2 separate regions of the Homo sapiens genome follow, and region 1 is linked to region 2. The links are chromatin contacts, found by Hi-C or POLR2A ChIA-PET in ENCODE. All regions are on one chromosome and are shown on one strand. Each heading gives the region's core, a stretch centred on a gene start or an enhancer-like site at or near the end of the contact. The rest is flanking DNA. Distances are from core to core; before and after follow the strand shown.

What was found. A loop is a pair of places that touch in the nucleus more often than their neighbours do. ChIA-PET counts read pairs that join two places held with the same protein, here RNA polymerase II (POLR2A). Pooled maps may share reads with other maps.
Region 1: a loop to region 2 is called in a map of endothelial cell of umbilical vein, with 5 times the contacts of the local background. The contact joins the promoter of PLSCR4 here to the promoter of PLOD2 in region 2. A Hi-C loop is called at or near these places in 2 of 168 maps with a recorded cell type or tissue (ascending aorta and endothelial cell of umbilical vein) and 7 of 50 pooled maps. POLR2A ChIA-PET finds 5 or more read pairs at or near these places in 1 of 52 experiments (HEK293).

Annotation. Positions count from the first base shown.
Region 1 is chr3:146,248,854-146,253,343 of GRCh38, reverse strand. It overlaps PLSCR4 (phospholipid scramblase 4), which reads left to right and starts at 2,239. Exons shown (of 9, transcript NM_020353.3): 1 at 2,239-2,384.
Region 2 is chr3:146,159,596-146,164,291 of GRCh38, reverse strand. It overlaps PLOD2 (procollagen-lysine,2-oxoglutarate 5-dioxygenase 2), which reads left to right and starts at 3,108. Exons shown (of 20, transcript NM_182943.3): 1 at 3,108-3,411. The coding sequence starts at 3,303.

The DNA of each region.
Region 1 (4,490 bases), core at 990-3,489, 90 kb before region 2:
TAAAGTAATTATAAATTTCTTAACTTTATGTGAAGTGGTACATTATTAACTCTAAGTAGACTGTGGTAACCTAAGAACAACCAGTGAAAAGGAAATAACACGAAGAAATACACTTGGAGCAACAGAGCAACTAAAATGGGATTAGTATAAAAAGTAGTTAATTTGTCATCCCTCGAAATGTCCAGGTTGGAAAGTCATCAGATCAGGAAATTTCAGAAAAACAGGAAATTGAGTTCTTCTTCTTCCCCTCGAAAGTTGTGATTTGGGGTATATGACATACTTGATTTTATTTTAATCCCTCAAAGCAATATGTTTCACAAGACATGTTTTGCTCTTGAAATTTTTGGTATCTTCACGTGGCCACTGTGGATGTTTACATTCATAAGCTCAATTACTTGGCCTCTTTCATAAATTTTAAACAAAGGTAACATGCCGAGACCAGCTCAGTCGGGGAGACCCTAACCCAGCGGCGCTAGAGGAATTAAAGACACACACACAGAAATATAGAGGTGTCAAGTGGGAAATCAGGGGTGTCATAGCCTTCAGAGCTGACACCCCCGAACAGAGATTTACCCACGTATTAACAGCAAACCAGTCATTAGCATTGTTTCTATAGATGTTAAATTAACTAAAAGTATCCCTTAAGGGAAACGAAGGGATGGGCCGGATTAACTGCAGCAGGAACACGCCCTTAAGACACAGACCGCTCATGCTCATTGTTTGTGGCTTAACAATGCCTTTAAGCGGTTTTCGCCCTGAGCGGGCCAGGTGTTCCTCACCCTCACTCCCGTAAACCCACAACCTTCCAGCTTGGGCATTAGGGCCATTATGAACATGTTACAGTGCTGCAGAGATTTTGTTTATGGCCAGTCTTGGGGCCAGTTTATGGCCAGATTTTGGGGGGCTTGCTCCCAACAGTAACATATGCTATTATAATTTAGTTTCACCACCAGTTTCTTTGTTTTATGCTTTCAGTAAAACACTATGTCTGCATCTGAGAAATGTTCTGTGCAATTATTACTGAGAAGAACAGTATGAATTTTTTAATCTATTCTCACATGAATATTAACAAATAACACACATACAAAGAAAAATATAAAATTCTAGAACTCCACTCCCACATCCCTTCCCCTTTCCAACCTTCTCCCACAATGGGGTTCTGCCAAGTACTCCTCAGAGCTTAATCAAGCTTACTTCTGTCCAGTTCTGATTCTTTATAAGGTCAGAGGACCTTCAGTTCTCCCACTTCCTGTCAGTGTATTGTGCTTCTCTCCAAGCACCACCACAGAACTGAATCCCATTGGTCTGAAAGAAATATTTGTGCCTAACAGTAATAAGCAAATGGCATTTTTCTCCCAATGTCAGAAAACATGGGCAACCTGCTCCCTTTCCCCTTTATTGGCGTCTCTCCCGCCTTCCCTCCAAGATCAAATTGGCCTCCCCCAATTCTGTGGAAAAGAAAACAGAATTTCTGGGCCCTATGCCCAAGTGTTTCCAGCCAGCACGGCATTGCCAAGGCTAAATCACCAAGCCAAGGACCTGGGGGTGGGCGCAAATGCAAATCAAAAAGGCTCTTGAGGCCGGGTGCAGTGGCTCACGCCTGTAATCCCAGCACTTTTGGAGGCCGAGGCGGGCGGATCACGAGGTCAGGAGATCGAAACCATCCTGGCTAACACGGTGAAACCCCGTCTCTAGTAAAAAATACAAAAAATTAGCCGGGCGTGGTGGCGGGCGCCTGTAGTCCCAGCTGCTAGGGAGGCTGAGGCAGGAGAATGGCCTGAACCTGGGAGGCGGAGCTTGCAGTGAGCCGAGATCGCGCCACTGCACTCCAGCCTGGGCGACAGAGTGAGACTCCGTATCAAAAATAAAAATAAAAAAATAAAAAAGGCTCTTGAGAAAGAGGGGTTTCTTCATTTTCTCTCTAGGCGCAGTAATCTATGAACAAAGCTCCCTTTCCCAGGCCCTGCAACCTGCCCCTCTGATTGGAAGTGACCGTGGGCTGGCTTTTATCTTTTCTTTCACCTCTTATTAGAGTAGTGACAACTTATTTTCTTCATTTCTTCCTCCCCCTCGGCTTTTAGGTTTCAGCGGACTTCAGGGTGCCCCACCTCTTCCAGGAAGACGCTCCCCCGGGCTGGCGGCTCTCCCAGCGCGGGGCGGGGTCCGAGACGGGGAAGCCGCGCGCGGGGAAGGAGGGTCCAGGCGTGCCGGACCCGCCCCCAGAACCCGCGCCTAGCCCTCCCTTCCGCGCGCTTACTTTGTTTATAACTTGAAAAATCCTCTCCGTCTCCCTTCCCTGCCTCCTTTCCTTTCCCTTTCCTCTGCCAGTACAACTAGACCCGGCGTCTGGCGTCCCCGGTGCCCAGCATTCTGCGGGGCAGGCGGTGAGTGGGGCTGGACAGGCGGGCGCAGAGCAGGACAGGGTGGCGCGGGCGCCCGGGCTGCGGGGCCGAGGGCGTCGTCAGGGGAGGCCCGAGGCCGCGGTGCCTGCGGGCAGGCGCGGAGGTTGCGCGGCGTCCTGCGCTAGCAGTTCCCGGACACTGCGCTCGCGTCGCATCCTCAGGTGGTTGCAGAAGTTCCGTGGTGTCGGGCGCGCGTCTGCACTGCAGACGCAGAGGGTTTGGGAGCGAGCAGTTTCCTGCCCAGGGATGGGGGTCCTGGCTGCACTTCACGGGGGCGGCCCTTTCGTTTCGCTCTGCGTGACAGGTCTCGCTTGATTGGGTTTCTCATGGGTCTCTGGCGTTTCTACGGCGCGGCTCTCACGGACTCAGGCCAGGCCACTCGCAGGTAAAAACGCTATTTATAGTAACTTTTTAATTGCTCAGCGAGTGGAGGCGGTGACAGGAGAGAATCCCTCTCTCTTATTTCCAATTCTGGCAAACTGGGGCGATTTGGGGCTGTGCTTGATTTGTTTTTAAAAACGTTCATATTTAAAGACTTAGGATTTTATTTTGTGGCCTTATCTTCTCTTAGGATCTACAATTTAGTTTTTAATTTTATACTGCATTTAGAATGGAGCCACCAAAATAAGTACTTGTGAAGATATAATGCACCAAACTTGATACTGCTTAAAGGGGAATAGATTGCCTAATTTAAATTGCATTCTCCTGTAATAGTAATAGAACACAACCTCCATCTGTCTATCTGCTCTCATGGATAGCTGTGAAATACTAGCAGCATTTCCATTAAATTTGAAAAAGACAAGAATGCTAATCATTACACTCTGTGACATGGTTGTGAATTCTATGGGCGAGTGACAACAGGTAGGGGAACATATTATCACTTTATGCATGATGTGAGTGTATACCTTAATGTCCATAGGAAACACTGAAATTTGATGGGAAGCATAAGTGAATTTATCAAAGTTTCCAATTGCATCATACTTAATTTATAGAAGTCAGTTGATGTTTATACATAAACTAGATAATACAGTAAAATAAAGTAAAATTCAGTTTGGCATGAAATAACACACAATTGAGAAATTATTTTTAAGAAGATATAAAAAGGTATGTATGAGAATCCAATAAAATACATAACATTCTTCTAGGTAAAGATATCATTTCTCTAAAACAACGTATAAGTAGAATCCTAACTGAATATTTTTGTTACTGTTTTTAACTGTACTGTTTAGCTCATGTGGAAGAACAAACATATTAACGTTATGTATAATATATTACAAATAATAAAATACAAAATATATAATTATGTCTTATTTTATATATTATATATGATTTTAACATTTAATATTATACATACACACATATATATAGTGGAGACTTCTTCATATAATAAAAGGTGTTACAAAACTGTGGTGATTAAAAGACAGTGCAGTAGACCTACTACCAGATGTGTAAATGAAACTGAAGAGACATGGAAGAATAAAAGGAAAGCTGGCATTTGATAAGCATACATTTTAAATCACTGGGTGGGAAGAAGAAATAACATTTAATTGAATGTACTTGGACAAGCAGGAATTTGTTTGGGAAACCTAATAATAAAACTGGAACTTTTCCTCACTGTTAATAGACAAATGTAGTCTAGATGGCTTACTAGTTTAAATCTAAACATATGCAGCCTAAAAAGGGAAAAAGAAAGCCTGAATAGATATTTGTGCACATTGCATGTGGGAAAAGCATTTCTAAGCATAATACAAAAACCTAGACCCATTTAGGGACATGATTTTTATTAACATTTGCATCCCCCAAAAAAGATACAAACTGCGGACATTGTTAATAGAAAAAAAAAGATAATTTTGCTAATATACCTAGAAATCTTATTAATGACCTTCAAAATCAATGACCCAGTTAAGGATAAAAAGAGTCAACTCAAAGCAAAAGAAATGCAAATAATAAGCAGAGTGAATACTGTTAGCCACACTAATTATCCAAAACATATATGAAGTAAGACATCAATTTTTGCATTAATTTTACAAATTTTGAAAGTCTGATAACTTTAGGTGTTGTTGAAAATGCAGTGAGGAAAATATAATT
Region 2 (4,696 bases), core at 1,859-4,358:
GAGTTACATCATCAGAGTGGCTGCTACCATAGCAGGTTGGGAATGCCTGGGAATTAATGAGTGTCCCTCAGCCCTTAAGTCAATGACTGATAGGTGTTGGGAATATATATCCCAGTTCTCTGACCCATTGACCAGGATATTTTTGAGTGATATATAGTACATCAATTTTGTGGGATTAAGCTCCCATTACCCACTGTGGTTGATTTAATTGGATATTTTCCCTTTCCTGTGTCATTTTAGCTTCACCTATCTGGTTTTCTCAAAACTCTCCACAAACCGCTAGTCACTGAATTTGGGCTCATGCTTGGGCTTCAGAGGAACCCAAATGATTCCTACCTAAACTTTAGAGAATTAAAGTGACAAAGTATTTGGTCTGCTTTAGGAGATAATAAAGCAAACTACGTTGGTTGGGTTTAGTTTGGCATGAAGGAATCTGAATACTAGGTTAGGGAATGTGGATTGTTTCCAAATCTGTTATGAAATCTGTTTGGGGATGAAGCAATCAAAAGGATATCTGAGTATGATTAATCTAGTTGTGGTATATAGTGGTATTACACTGGTGGTAGGGAAAGTCTACAGGAAATGGCATAGGATACACTCAAGAGTGCATTAGTTAGTGAGGTAGCAGTGAGAATGGAAAGGAATAGATGAAGAGAGAACATGAAGGGAAAAAATGACAAGATTTGGAGTCCGGCTCTGTGAGTTGGCGGGTGTGGGGGATGGAAAGAGAGAAGTAAAAATGTCTGAGGCCATATGAGTTAGAGAGCAGTAGTATCAACAGAGATGAGGGAGCCGAGTGGGATCTGGATTTGATGAGTTAAAAGACATATCAGGCCGGGCTTGGTGGCTCACGCCTGTAATCCCAACACTTTGGGAGGCCGAGGCGGGCGGATCACGAGGTCAGGAGATCGAGACCATCCTGGCTAACACGGTGAAACCCCGTTTCGACTAAAAATACAAAAAAAAAAAAAAAAAATTAGCCGGGCCTGGTGGCGAGCGCCTGTAGTCCCAGCTACTCAGGAGGCTGAGGCAGGAGAATGGTGTGAACCCGGGAGGCGGAGGGAGCTTGCAGTGAGGGGATATCGCACCACCGCACTCTAGCCTAGGCAAAAGAGCGAGACTGTCTCAAAAAAAAAAAAAAAAGACATATCGAGTTTTTGCCAATGGAACATCCAAGTAGAAATGTTCAGCAGATGGCTGGAAATGTAAGAAAGCAGGAAGGATTTGGTTTGAGAATTGGGGCTCTTTCAGACTGTTAGAAATGTCTAGGTATTTGAAAATCCCAACACTTGCTTTATACGAGTCTCACAGCACAGATGTTGTGACTCTTAACAGAGAAGGAAGAATGTCAAAATAACCTGAAATTATTAGTGGACTTTTGGAGTTTAAACACACACACACACCTGTGATGCAGAGAAGCCGGTAAGCATTCATGAGGGGAACGGGGGTTTGGGAGGGCAGGAAGCCAGGTTGTAGCTCTCCAAGTTCTTAAAGATACTGGAGAACCAAGGAAGCAAGAAGTCAAGTTCAAGGAGTTTGGCAATTGCAGGTTTGGCTTTCTGGAGACAGATCTGGCCAAAACACCAGCCATTCCTAGCAGAGTCCTTGGACTCAGAGGACTGATGCTGTTTGCTTTGTGCCTAGTTTTATGAAGCTGTACTTGCCACACATGAAAGGCTGTTATTAAGGAATCCATCTTTTAGCTTTTTTTTTCCCCTTCAGACTAAATAAACCTTATTTCATTCTTCTCACAGGTCATAGTTTCCACTTCTTTAATTATTTGTTACTCTTCTCAGAACTTTCTCCAGTTTTCCTCTTCTTTTAAAAAACTGAGACCAAACCTTCAAAACAGAGTAATAACTGGCTTAGTTCTGGGCACAGGAAATGATTCTTTCTAAAATGTCACATCCCAGGCAAGATTTCTTTGCAGGGTTTTCCACCTGTTTTTAATGCTATCAAGATGAAAGCATTAAGTTCATGTTATCTTGATATGTTAATTTTAGACAAAACGTGATCATAATGGAACACATTTTTCCATAATTTTCTGTCTTAATTTCAAAGGCCCAGAGTTATAACGGGTGTTGTCTCGATTCTGTTTTTTTCTAATTTCACGAAAATTTAGGCAGGAGATTCCAGAATGGTAGCAGTTTGGTTCTCTTTCTCCTATAAAATAGCTTATGTCATTAAATGTATGAGGCAAAACTGTCAAGCTTTTTTCTTAATTGTGCTTTTGCTCCCACTCATTCCAACAAGTTAAACCCTTGGCTAGTTAAAATGTGAGAACAGAAAAAAGGGAATTTTCTTAGACATCAGTCAAAAGTGGAAGCAGTGGGGGCCAAGGCTCAGAGATCTCGACCTCTCCGACCACGTCTTTGGGAGTAATTTTCCATGCGGACTGGAGCACGATCTTGTAAGCACAGCCCCGGCATTACACACGTTGGGCTCCGATTCCGCAGGATTTACAAGCCTCATTACTGGAAAGAGTCTAAGGCTCTCTTGGCACAAGCGGCGGAGCAAGAAATGTTCACTGGACAATAAAACTTTCGGTTTACGGAGTAAAATAAAATCACGGCCTTCCTTTTACAGGGTGATGAACCTGCCCCTGAATTAATGAGGGGCGATCCATTTCCATGGCTTAAGAGTCTGGCGAGGTCCCAGTCAGCCAAGATTGCCGCAGATTTGCAGTCACTTCAGACTGGGTGGAGTATCCAAGTCCATAGAAGAGCAAATTCTCACCCTTCGAGGCTGCTGTGGAAGCTACCGGGGCTGGGACAGCAGAGAGGAACCCAGACGGGAACACCGCCCTCCCGCCAGACTCCCGGCGGCTCCTCCTCCCTCTCCCAAACCCACTCCCAAAGCTAAGTGCAGGCTTCCCCGTTCCAGCCAGAAGCGCTGCGTGAGCCTCCACACGTAGCCGCAGGCAGCTCCTTAAATAGCGTCCGCGCTGAGCAAACAGTCCAGACGTGGGGCCCAGGAGGGCGAGCTGAGGCGACCGCACCGGGCGCGCAGCGGCGGCGGGTCAGCCGGCGGCCAATAGCCAGGGCGCGGCCCGCCCCGTCGCCTCCCCTCGGGGAGCCTATAAGGCCTCCGCAGCGCCCCGGGCGCCTGCTGCTCCGTGCCTCCACCGACGACCTCACTCAGCTGCGTTACGCGCCGCTCCGGCTGCCGGCCGCGCGCCTTGCCCGCCGGCTCCCGCCCGCAATCGGCGGCTCAGGGCGGACCCGGGTCTCTGCGTTCTCGCGAGAAGCGCGGCGCTGCGGGGCCGTGGGCGCCTGAGCCCGCGCGGCCCTCGAGGGCCGAATATGGGGGGATGCACGGTGAAGCCTCAGCTGCTGCTCCTGGCGCTCGTCCTCCACCCCTGGAATCCCTGTCTGGGTGCGGACTCGGAGAAGCCCTCGAGCATCCCCACAGGTGAGCACCCCGCGGTCCGCCGCTGTCCCGCGAGGCTCGGCCGGCGGGGGGGCAGTTCATTCATCCACCAGCCCTTCCGCGGGGCTGGCCAGGTGAGTAGTGGGGGCCTGTCCCTCCTCTCCAGGACCGCCGGGGTCTTCCCCAGAATTGCGGTCGGGCGGCGCTGGTCCCTGGGGAAGTGTAGGGGCACCCGCCCTCGTTGACTCCTTGGAGTTCTCGGTGAACTCAGCGTGCCCGAATTTCCCTGCAGAACAAGTTGGAGTTTCCTTTTGGACTTGCAGGTCATGGGCACCAACACCTTTCCTGCAGCTCTCCTTTCCCCTCCTTTCCGAGAGTTGGCATGGATTTATCCTTGATGGACGAGGCAGTACTCCTTCTGTGACCTAAACACGGGGCTTAGTGTACTTTCTAATTGATGGTGACACATTCCTTCCAGCACCCCAGGAAGCAGCCGGTAACACCTCCCTCTTGCCAAAAACAACGCTCGCTCGAAAACCTTAGTTGTTTTCAGTAAGGCTGCCTGGCTACCCAGTACCTCCAGGCGGCAGCTTTCTTCCTTTGGGATCTGAAGGGGAAGCTGTGGACACACAGCTGCTCCCCTTACCTACCCTTTTCTTGAGCCCGGTGCTGTCTCTCGTTTTCAGAAGCTGTGTAAAACAAAACGTTTTATATTTAGCCAGATTAAAGAGAGTTTCACCACGTCTGTCTAAACATGCTTTGCTGCCTTTTGTGGCACATGAAAAATCCTTGGAGTTTTCCACATTTGTGCTCTTTGTGCTCAACTCTCTGAAATTAGATCTTGCATTTAAATGACCTTCTAATGTCCTTTTTGTTTTGTTTTGTTTTTTGTTAAGTCATCTTGGCACCATTTTTTCCCCCAAGTTTATAATAGAGTGCTTTTCTACTTGAACTTTTCTTAAGCCTAAGGACAGAAATTTCTATTTCAGAGTTACATTCAGAAAGTGACATTTGGTTTGCAGTCCAGCTAATCCATGTAGCGATAGTTTTGTCTTCATCTTTAAGTGTTTCAGAAAGCGTCAGCAGGCTGAACTGCCTATCTTTCTACAAAACAGTGCTTGCTTTGTTAGCTTGAGAAACTTCAGCATTCAGATGGATTTCTATCAGTTACAGGATGCTTTTCTTTCTGTTAGGTATATGTGACCATTTAAAAATGGATTTCTGAACCCGTGTGATTCCTCTAAATTTGAACTAAACTTTTGCATAATTTAAAAATATTTCTTCTAACATAATATCTGGAAAGTAGAAAGTAAATACTTTCAGCAAA